2 separate regions of the Homo sapiens genome follow, and region 1 is linked to region 2. Evidence: read pairs that join two places in POLR2A ChIA-PET (ENCODE). Cell type or tissue: PC-9. All regions are shown on one strand. Each heading gives the region's core, and the rest is flanking DNA. Links, peaks and the distances in the headings are about the cores only. Region 1 has its middle 28 kb from the start of PRICKLE2-DT. Region 2 has its middle 100 kb from the start of PRICKLE2-DT.

Region 1 (4,396 bases), core at 244-4,243, 75 kb before region 2:
GGGCCTAGAGCTGCACCAGGCACCTGATAGATGCTCAACACATAATTGGTGAAATGAGTAAGTGACTGTGAGTCAAGTCCTTTCCAGTCTGAAGTACCCCCTGGTCCAGTGAAAGGAAAGAAGGACATGAGAAAGTTAAAGCAAACTCACTCCATGTTTGCTTCTGGCTTCAAGGCAGTTTCATGATGGAGCTGATACCTGAAGGCTTCTTTCAAGGAGTGTAGGTGCTAAGCTACTTTGATGGAACAGATCACTTCCAATGCTGGATACTAAAAGTGATGTTTGGATGAAATAAATGAACAAATAGCATATAAATAAGCAGGAGTTGTAGACTTGATTGTCTTCAAAGAAAGAAGGTGAGTGAGGATGCTTTCAGGGCATAGAATTAACTTATATTCCAGGCATCAGAATGTGGAAAAACTATGTTAAGCCTAGATGGGAGGCCTGGGGACATTTTACTTAAGAGCCCATATTCCCATGGTGGACATCCAAATTTGCTTATGGGTGTTTTTGTTTTCCAGCCTGTGCTGGTGGGAAGTGGATTCTTTCAGTCCTTGGCAGGAGCACACTGGCTGAGAGCTGAGCATGTTTGAAGCTGGGCAGTACAGCTGCAGTATTGGACAGACTGCATGGGGATGCCATACCACAGTTTGAGGTACCCAGATTTGACGCAAGGAGGTACCCAGAGTACCGTCATAAAGAATGAAATGTGTTACATAGCCTTTCACAGCAGGCAAGGTATTTTCTCCTACATAATTTTATCAAATTAGATGTGGGAGAAAATCGACTGGTGACCAATATTCCTGTGAAATTCCAGCAGCAGTGATGCCATGCAGAGGGTATGTAACAGGCTCAGACTGGAATCTGTTTGCTCATTCACTAGCTTTGTAAACTTGGGCAAGTCACTTAGTTTCTCTGTGCCTCAGTTTTCTCATCTGTAAAATAGGAGTATCAAAAGCTAACAGGTTTCCTGTTGGGAAATGGTGGTATAATGAAAGTGAAACACTGAGCATAGTATCTAGCACATGAGAAGTTCTCAAATATTTTTTTTTCTTTTAAAGAACTGTTATCCTTATTTAATACATGAGTAAGTAAAGGTTGACTTATCCTTATTTTATACATGAGGAGGTTGACTTACCGGAGTTATGTATTTGAAACTGGGCCCAGAACCCAGATAATAGGGACTTATTGCCAGTGTTCTTTCGACCCATTACTTCCCACCATGAGAATAACTCAGATATCTTAAGCCTCTCTTAATTAAACTCTTTGTGAAGAGGCAGCTCTTTAAAAAAGTTGTACAAGTCGTTTTTTGTTGTTTTGTTACATTCTTAATCACTTATGATTTAAAATGGGAGGATTAAAACTGAGCAATTGGTAGCAGCCTGTAGGTACAGATGACTTTGAAGATGTGATGAAAATGAAGCAAGAGGTAGCAAAAGGTGAGGAGAGCTGTCTGAGCATCAGCCACGAGACTGCAAGCTGGTGGGGAGAGAGGCTTCAGGGGGCTTTCTGTGGCTTTGCTTGCCTGCTGACCTGGGTAGGCCCTCTCTAAGCCTGTGGCTGGGAGGAAGTGCCTTTTTGTGAAAAGTCAGCTTAGTGTGAAAGGACGGGCAGGCTGCCTTGTAATTAGTGACTCAGCGAAGCAAAAAAAATCCTTTCTCAGGCTTCTTACCCCCATAGCCAACACATCTCCCCCTTCAGCCCTGACCTTTTCTTGGCATTTTTCTAGAACAGGGTTTCTGAATCTGAGAGTCTACAGATAAAACTCAGAGCACCCCTGAACTCGGATGGAAAACAAAAAAATTGTATCTTTGTTTCTACTAATCCCTGTTTGAGCTTTAGCATTTCCCTCAAATATGAAAGAAGACAACAAATCATAGTAATTGCATTAGCAATACCTGTGGTTTTCTCACCAACAAAAACCCTGGATGTTTTTCTGTCACATAGAAAAGTTATCCTGAAATACTGTTTATGCCCATTACCACTTGGAAATTATGGTAGTTATTAGACTTGTGGCTAGATCTTTGTATATCATGTGTTAATAAATATAACCATGTGTACTAAGTTGTATGTATTATTACCATATATGCTGAGTTATATGTTATGTGATAATGTTTTATAATACATATAACTGATATCCTATATAACGTATACTATATACTAAGTTATACAGTGTGTATGTATATCCATTTACCCTATATACTAATGTATAAGAAGGACATATATTACTGCATCCTATGGTAATTTTTAAAAATAATTTCAATTTTTATTTTAGATTCAGAGGGTGCATGTGCAGGTTTGCTACATGGGTATGTTGCCTGATGCTAATATTTGAAGTATGAATGATCCTGTCACCCAGGTAGTGAGCATAGTATCTAATAAGTAGTTTTTTAGCCCCTGCCTTCCTCCCTTCCTCCCCCTTCCGGTAGTCCCCAGCGTCCATTTTTGCCATATTTACATCCATGAGTACCCAATATTTAACTCCCACTTATAAGTGAGAACATGCAATATTTGTTTTTCTGTTCCTGTGTTAATTCACTTAGGATAATGGCCTCCAGCTACATCTACATTACTGAGAAGGACATGATTTCGTTCTTTTTTATGGCCGTGGAGTATTCCATGGTGTATATGTACCACATTTTCCTTATTCAATCCACCAATGATGTGTACCTAGGTTGATTCCAGGTCTTTGCTATTGTGAATAGCGTTGCACTGAACATGAGGGTGCAGGTGTCTTGTTGGTAGAATGATTTATTTTCTGTGGCGTTTAATTGCTGGGTCAAATGGTAGTTGTGTTTTAATTTCTTTGAGAATTCTGCAGACTGCTTTCCACATGGCTGAACTAATTTACGTTCCCACCAACAGTGTATACGCATTCCCTTTTCTTTGCAGCCTCACCAGCATGTGTTGTTTTTGACTTTTTAAGAATAGCCATTCTGACTGGTGTGAGATGGTATCTCATTGTGTTTTTGATTTGCATTTCTCTAATGATTAGTGATGTGGAGCATTTTTTCATATATTTGTTGGCTACTAGTGTGTCTTCTTTTCGGAAGTGTCTGTTCATATCTTTTGCCTGCTTTTTAATGGGTTTATTTGTTTTTTGCTTGTTGAATTGTTTAAGTTTTTATAGATGCTGGGTATTAGTCCTTTGTTGGATGCATAGTTTGCAATATTTTCTCCCATTCTATAGATTGTCTGTTTACCCTTTGATAGTTTGTTTTGCTGTACAGAAGCTCTTTAGTTTAATTAGGTCCCACTAGTCAAATTTTGTTTCTGTTGCAATTGCTTTTGAGGACATAGTCATAAATTCTTTCCCAAGGCTGATGTCCAGATGGTGTTTCCTTGGTTTTCTTCTAGGACTATTATAGTTTGAGGTCTTACATTTAAGGTTTTAATCAATCTTGAGTTAACTTTTCTATATGGTGAAAGGTAAGGGTCCAATTTCATTCTTCTGCATATGGCTAGCCAATGATCCTAACACCATCTATTGATAGGGAGTCCTTTCCCCAGTTGCTTATTTTTGTCAACTTTGTTCAAGATCAGATGGCTGTAGGTGTGTGGCTTTATTTCAGGGTTCTCTATTCTGTCTCATTGGTCTATGTGTCTATTTTTGTACCAGTACCATGCTCTTTGGGTTACTGTAGTCTTTATAGTATACTTTGAAGCTGGGTAATGTTATGCCTCCTGCTTTGTCGTTTTTGCTTAGGATTGCTTTGGCTATTTGACCTCTTTTTTTGGTTCCATGTGAATTTTAGAATAGTTTTTTTGCTAATTCTGTGAAAAATGATGTTGATAGCTTGGTAAGAATAGCATTGATTCTGTAGATTACTCTGGGCAATATGGCCATTTTAAAGGTATTGATTCTTCTAATCCACGACCATAGAATGTTTTCCCATTTGTTTATGTCATCTGTAATTTCTTACAGCAGTATTTTATAGTTCTCCTTGTAGAGATCTTTTACCTGCTTGGTTAGATGTATTCCTAGTTTTGTGTGTGTGTGTGTGTGTGTGTATGTGTGTTTGTGTGCGTGTGTGTGTGTGTGTGTGTGTGTCTATTGTAAATGAGATTACATTCTTTTTTTTTTGTTTTTGAGACAGAGTTTTGTTCTTGTTGCCCAAGCTGGAGTGCAATGGCACAGTCTCGGCTCACTGCAACCTCCGCCTCCTGGGTTCAAGTGATTCTCCTGCCTCAGCCTCCCACGTAGCTGGGATTACAGGTGCCCACCACCATGCCTGGCTAATTTTTTTTTTTTTTTTTTTTTTTTGTATTTTTAGTATAGATGGGGTTTCACCATGCTGGCCAGGCTGGGAGTTCGGGATTGTATTCTTGATTGGGCTCTCAGCTTGAACGTTATTTGTGTAGAAATGCTACTGATTTTTGTACCTTGATTTTGTAT
Region 2 (4,396 bases), core at 303-4,302:
GAAGTGACTCACCTACACATCGGGAGAGCATGTTAGGCGAGCCTGGCCTCTTCTCCGAGAATAAATATTTGACCTGTTGATGTTCTCCAGGCGTCTTCCTAATTAGGAAACTCAGACAGATCTCTAAGAACAAAACCAAACATGGCTTCCCATTGCAGGGCAAAGCCCCTTTCACTTGTGTTAAATACCAAAGCCTGCAGCATACAGATTGTTGGTGTCTCAAAGGCATCTTTTAGGCTCATCTCCTGTGAAAAAATGTAACAGTGGCATTTTCATTTGCTTCCACTGGGAAAAGAGAACTTCCCGTATCAAGACCAAATGTTTATCGGGTAAAAAGTTTCCTTTGTTTACCATTCTTTGGACAATGTCTGCCTGTAGTTGTAGATGCTTGCAGGACAGACAAATATATCTTTTCAGGTGGTGAGGTAGCTGACCTCTAAATTAATTGACCCATGAGGGATGATGCTTTTTTCTAACACTTTGCATGCCTGGGGGTGCTGTAAAAATAGCCTCTTGTTCACGCTGAAGCTCCCTGGAAGGTTTTTAAATTGAGTGAACTGAAGAATTTACAATAGTTAGGTCATGGAGGGGGTTTTTTAATTGTATGATGTAGCTGAGAAGATATCTGTAAGAGGAACTCAGACATCTGAATCACAGACTAAATGGGACACTCAATGTGCTCATCTTGTCATGTGTGGTTTGGGGTTCAGACTCCTCTACTTCAAGTTACTGTTCTTTAGCCAGCAGTTTCCTCTGGATGAAAACCAGCCTTCCCCCCACTCTCCCTGTCATGTCAACAGGAAGATATTTTACATTAAGAAAAGATTCCTGGGAAATGAAGAAAGAGAGCTGGGAGTTGGGCTGAAAAACTGCAAACGGTTCTTGAATCAAGTGATTTTTGTCTTTCTGTCTGGTTGGCAAGGTGACTTCACCCACATCCCACTCACACATTCATCCGAGAGTAAGTCCAAGCTAAGGATACAAAAGGCAGTCTGTGGCAACACGTTCCATAGAACAGCTACGATGAACATTAAACATGTTTAATTATCAGCCCAGATGTATATCCTGTGTGTTGGATAGCGCAAATCTAGCAGAGGAGGGATGAGAAACAGGCTCTTCTCCATGGTTAATAATGTCATATCTATCTTTGGGTAGCATCTGATTACAACCGTGTCTATTATTTAAAAGGTTCTTTAAAAAAACATGACCACAGGGGAAAATGGAGTGGCTGTTCTCTTCCTGCCGTCTGCAGATTATGTTTTAATCATGCCGCATCTAAAGATGCAGCGTTTTCTCATGAAATTTGTCAAAACTAATAAGGCGATTTTCTAACCTATGGTAACCCCACTTAAGTAATTTATGTAATTACTTAGGACAACCCAGGCCTGCTCTAGGTTTTTAGGCCATGTTATTCTTTTTCTTTATTCCCTTCAAGACCTACTTGGGATGAACCAATACCCCTAGGTTAAGCACTTCCACTCGAATCTTGTAAATGTATGTGCAGCTGCATTTTCAAGGGATGAAAACATTGCTGTTTAGACGTTAGGTTCATTTATATAGAAGGAGATTTTAATGAGAACAGCTTAGAGGGCATGATACTTTTAGGGTCTGGGGAGAGAGTTAAATGAGAGAGAAGCAAGACCTCCTTGAAGCTGCCATAGTCCTAGAAATCTAGACTACTAAGCTGTGAAGGTATTTAGCCAAGCCTGGGGTGGTGGAGGGGCAGGGGGGCAGAGGGTTGTTGGGGGAGCTTGCAGGGAAGAAAGCATTCTTGTCAGACTGTACTCTGTGGAAGCCTGGGGCCCTACATGTTCCCTGAATGGGTAATGACTCATGGTGGCATACCAAAACTCAAAGCAAGGGTCAGCAAACTGTAGCCCGTTTTTGTAAATAAAGTTTCATTGGAACACAGCCATGTGATTTGTTTCATTATCATATGTGGCAGCTATTGCGTTACAGTGGCAGGACTGAGTAGTTGTAACAGAGACCATATGACCTCCAGAGTTAAAAAGATTTACTATCTGACCCTGAAAAGAAAGAGTTTGCTAACCCTTGAACTAAAAGGCTGGATTTTCAACTTATAGGCCACAATTTCCCAAGGGCATCCATTGATGGGCATCAGTGTAATGAATCTCCTGAAGTTATATGCAGAATATTTTATATGTGCACATGCCCACATAGGATTTTCTGGCGAGAGAGTGCATGGATTATAATAGGTTTTCCAACGTGTCTATGATCCTAAGATGAAGATCCTTAACTTGAAAGGATATGCAAATTTTACCCCAGTTTACACTCTTGACTTCTGCTTTCCCTTGTATTCTTTTTTTATCCTAAACTCTTTAGGATCCTGCTAAGTAATTGGTCTGAAAAATAAATTATATCTGAAGTCTAACAGGAAAGTATTTTATTCCATAAGAACAGTTTTATCTTAACCAGGGCCTTTCATGCTAGAACCTTAAGGTGTATGTTATAGGGACAGCATGAGAAACTAGATCACGGATGGGGTGGGAGAGGGGGCTGCATGGCCAGGAAACTGCTGGCTGGAGGGGTGTGGAAGTTTGCATCCTGCCTAAGGAGACAGTAAGGGCAGTTATCTTCCTGGACAAATAAGGACATAAAACCATAACAGTAGCTTCTTTTTAACAATGTGTAAGGCAATATGCTGAGCATGTTATATGAAATATCTGACTTCATGCTCAACATCCCAGCAAATGGATGTCTGTAATATTAGAACAGTGGCCAGCACAAAGTATGCACAATGTAATTGTTAGTGATTATCCTTTATCATCCTCAGCCTCACCATTCCCATTTATCATTTGAGGAAATTGAGGCTCAGACTTGTTCAAGATTTCCCAGCACCTAAATAACAAAGGAGGAACTGGAAGTTGGGTCTGTCAGTTTCAGAGAAACTGGAAGCCAAGTCTGTTCAATTCCAAAGTTTTCACCTTTTAAAAAACCCTATTCTGACCAACTCCACATACCCCAGTATGTGAGTCCTCTTTCAAAAGGCACCCAGAAAGGCTCCTGTGATAGTGGTGTTAAGAGACACATCTTCTCCCACATTTCCACCTTATCTCACTTCCTTGAGAACCTTACCTTGAGTATCTTGGTTCCAAACCAGTGGGTCTCAAGCCTCGCTGTCCATCAATGTCACCTCGGACAGATTCTCAGTTACCATGCCAGGACCTTCTGCATCAAAACCTCTGGGGGCGGGCCCTGGAAATCTGTGTATTTCATAAACCTCAGTGGGTAGTTATGTTCTGGCCAGCCAAGCATTGGTCCATCAGCTGCCACTTGGACATCCCTATTCTAGATGCCACCTAGACTCTGGCCATGTAAGGCCATGGGGGTGAGGGTGGGAGTGTGTAACTGCTGCTAAGAGCTGACTGCTTGAACCAAGGTGACTCACCCCCCTTTTGGAAACAGGCAAGATGTTCCCTCTTTGCAGTTGGGTCCTCCTGTCCAAACAGAGCCAGCAGTCTGTGGGTGGTCCCAGGCATGCAGGAGGGCTCCCTTCTGGCAGAGCCAAGAAAGAACAGGCTGAGATGCAGTTGGTTCTTAGGAAAGGAATAGAGAAAGGTGGGGGTGGTTGGCCCAGAAACAGCAGGATTAGGAAGTCATTCGGAACTCCAACTGGAGCTGGAGGAGGAAGAATTTTTGTTTTTTCCTTTAGGCCTCATTTTAAGGTCTTTACTACATCTTCATTTAATTCATAAGAGCCATGGAAGTTTAGAACTGTCCTGAAAAAAAAAAAAAAAGAGAGAAAGTAAAGAAACGCACATTATAACAAATTATAGCCCTGTAGTTTAAATCCTCGCAGGTCTAAATTACGTACTGACTGAAAAAATGAGAGGAGAAGTCCACGGGGTTGGAAATGGCTGTGGAACACAGCAGGCGAGCTTGCCAGATTCTCCATGAGAAATCTGCACCCCTCTCAAAACAATTAGAGCAAGTTGCTCTGTGTGTGCGTGTTTGTGTATGTACGTATTTGCTAGTCTGCACTGGTCTTTTGCGGGGGTCGGAGCAATTAACCTTGTTTTTCCTTTTAGCTAGAGGTCTGGAAAGAACTTGCAGCATTTAAAATTTGGAAAGTACACAGGGAACAGACGTATTTATGTTAAACTCGATATTTGAGAGTCTTCTTTCCTCCGAAGCAACATGAGTAACTACCAGTGGGAACTGACTACTTTGAGTCATGCATGTAGATTTCTGTCTGGCTTTTCCTGGTGAGCTGATGTCCTTGGAATCTCAGGGGTATATGAAAATGTCATTCCTAGCGTTTTGCTAAAGCGCTCTTCCCCTGCGTTAACTCATGCAGTGGGGGATGTCATCAGTGAAGTGTAAATTGCCCATAATATCTCGGCTAATTAAATTATTAGACAAGTAAGATCCTTTC

Evidence for each region. Peaks named below come from ENCODE experiments on the same cell type or tissue, not always from the same donor. Only the 100,000 strongest peaks of a DNase experiment are listed, where the experiment ranks them.
Region 1: POLR2A ChIA-PET joins it to region 2 with 5 read pairs; 2 of 35 experiments call an interaction of 5 or more read pairs at or near these places.

What each region holds. Positions count from the first base shown.
Region 1 is chr3:64,415,215-64,419,610 of GRCh38, reverse strand. No RefSeq gene overlaps it. Among named protein-coding and RNA genes, the nearest start is that of PRICKLE2-DT, 28 kb to the left of the region's middle. In PC-9, for the core only: no CTCF peak of the experiment used is centred there; no DNase peak of the experiment used is centred there; H3K27ac peaks cover 897 bases.
Region 2 is chr3:64,340,580-64,344,975 of GRCh38, reverse strand. No RefSeq gene overlaps it. Among named protein-coding and RNA genes, the nearest start is that of PRICKLE2-DT, 100 kb to the left of the region's middle. RefSeq lists an enhancer at 1-171. In PC-9, for the core only: no CTCF peak of the experiment used is centred there; a DNase peak (open chromatin) is centred at 1,845; H3K27ac peaks cover 1,548 bases.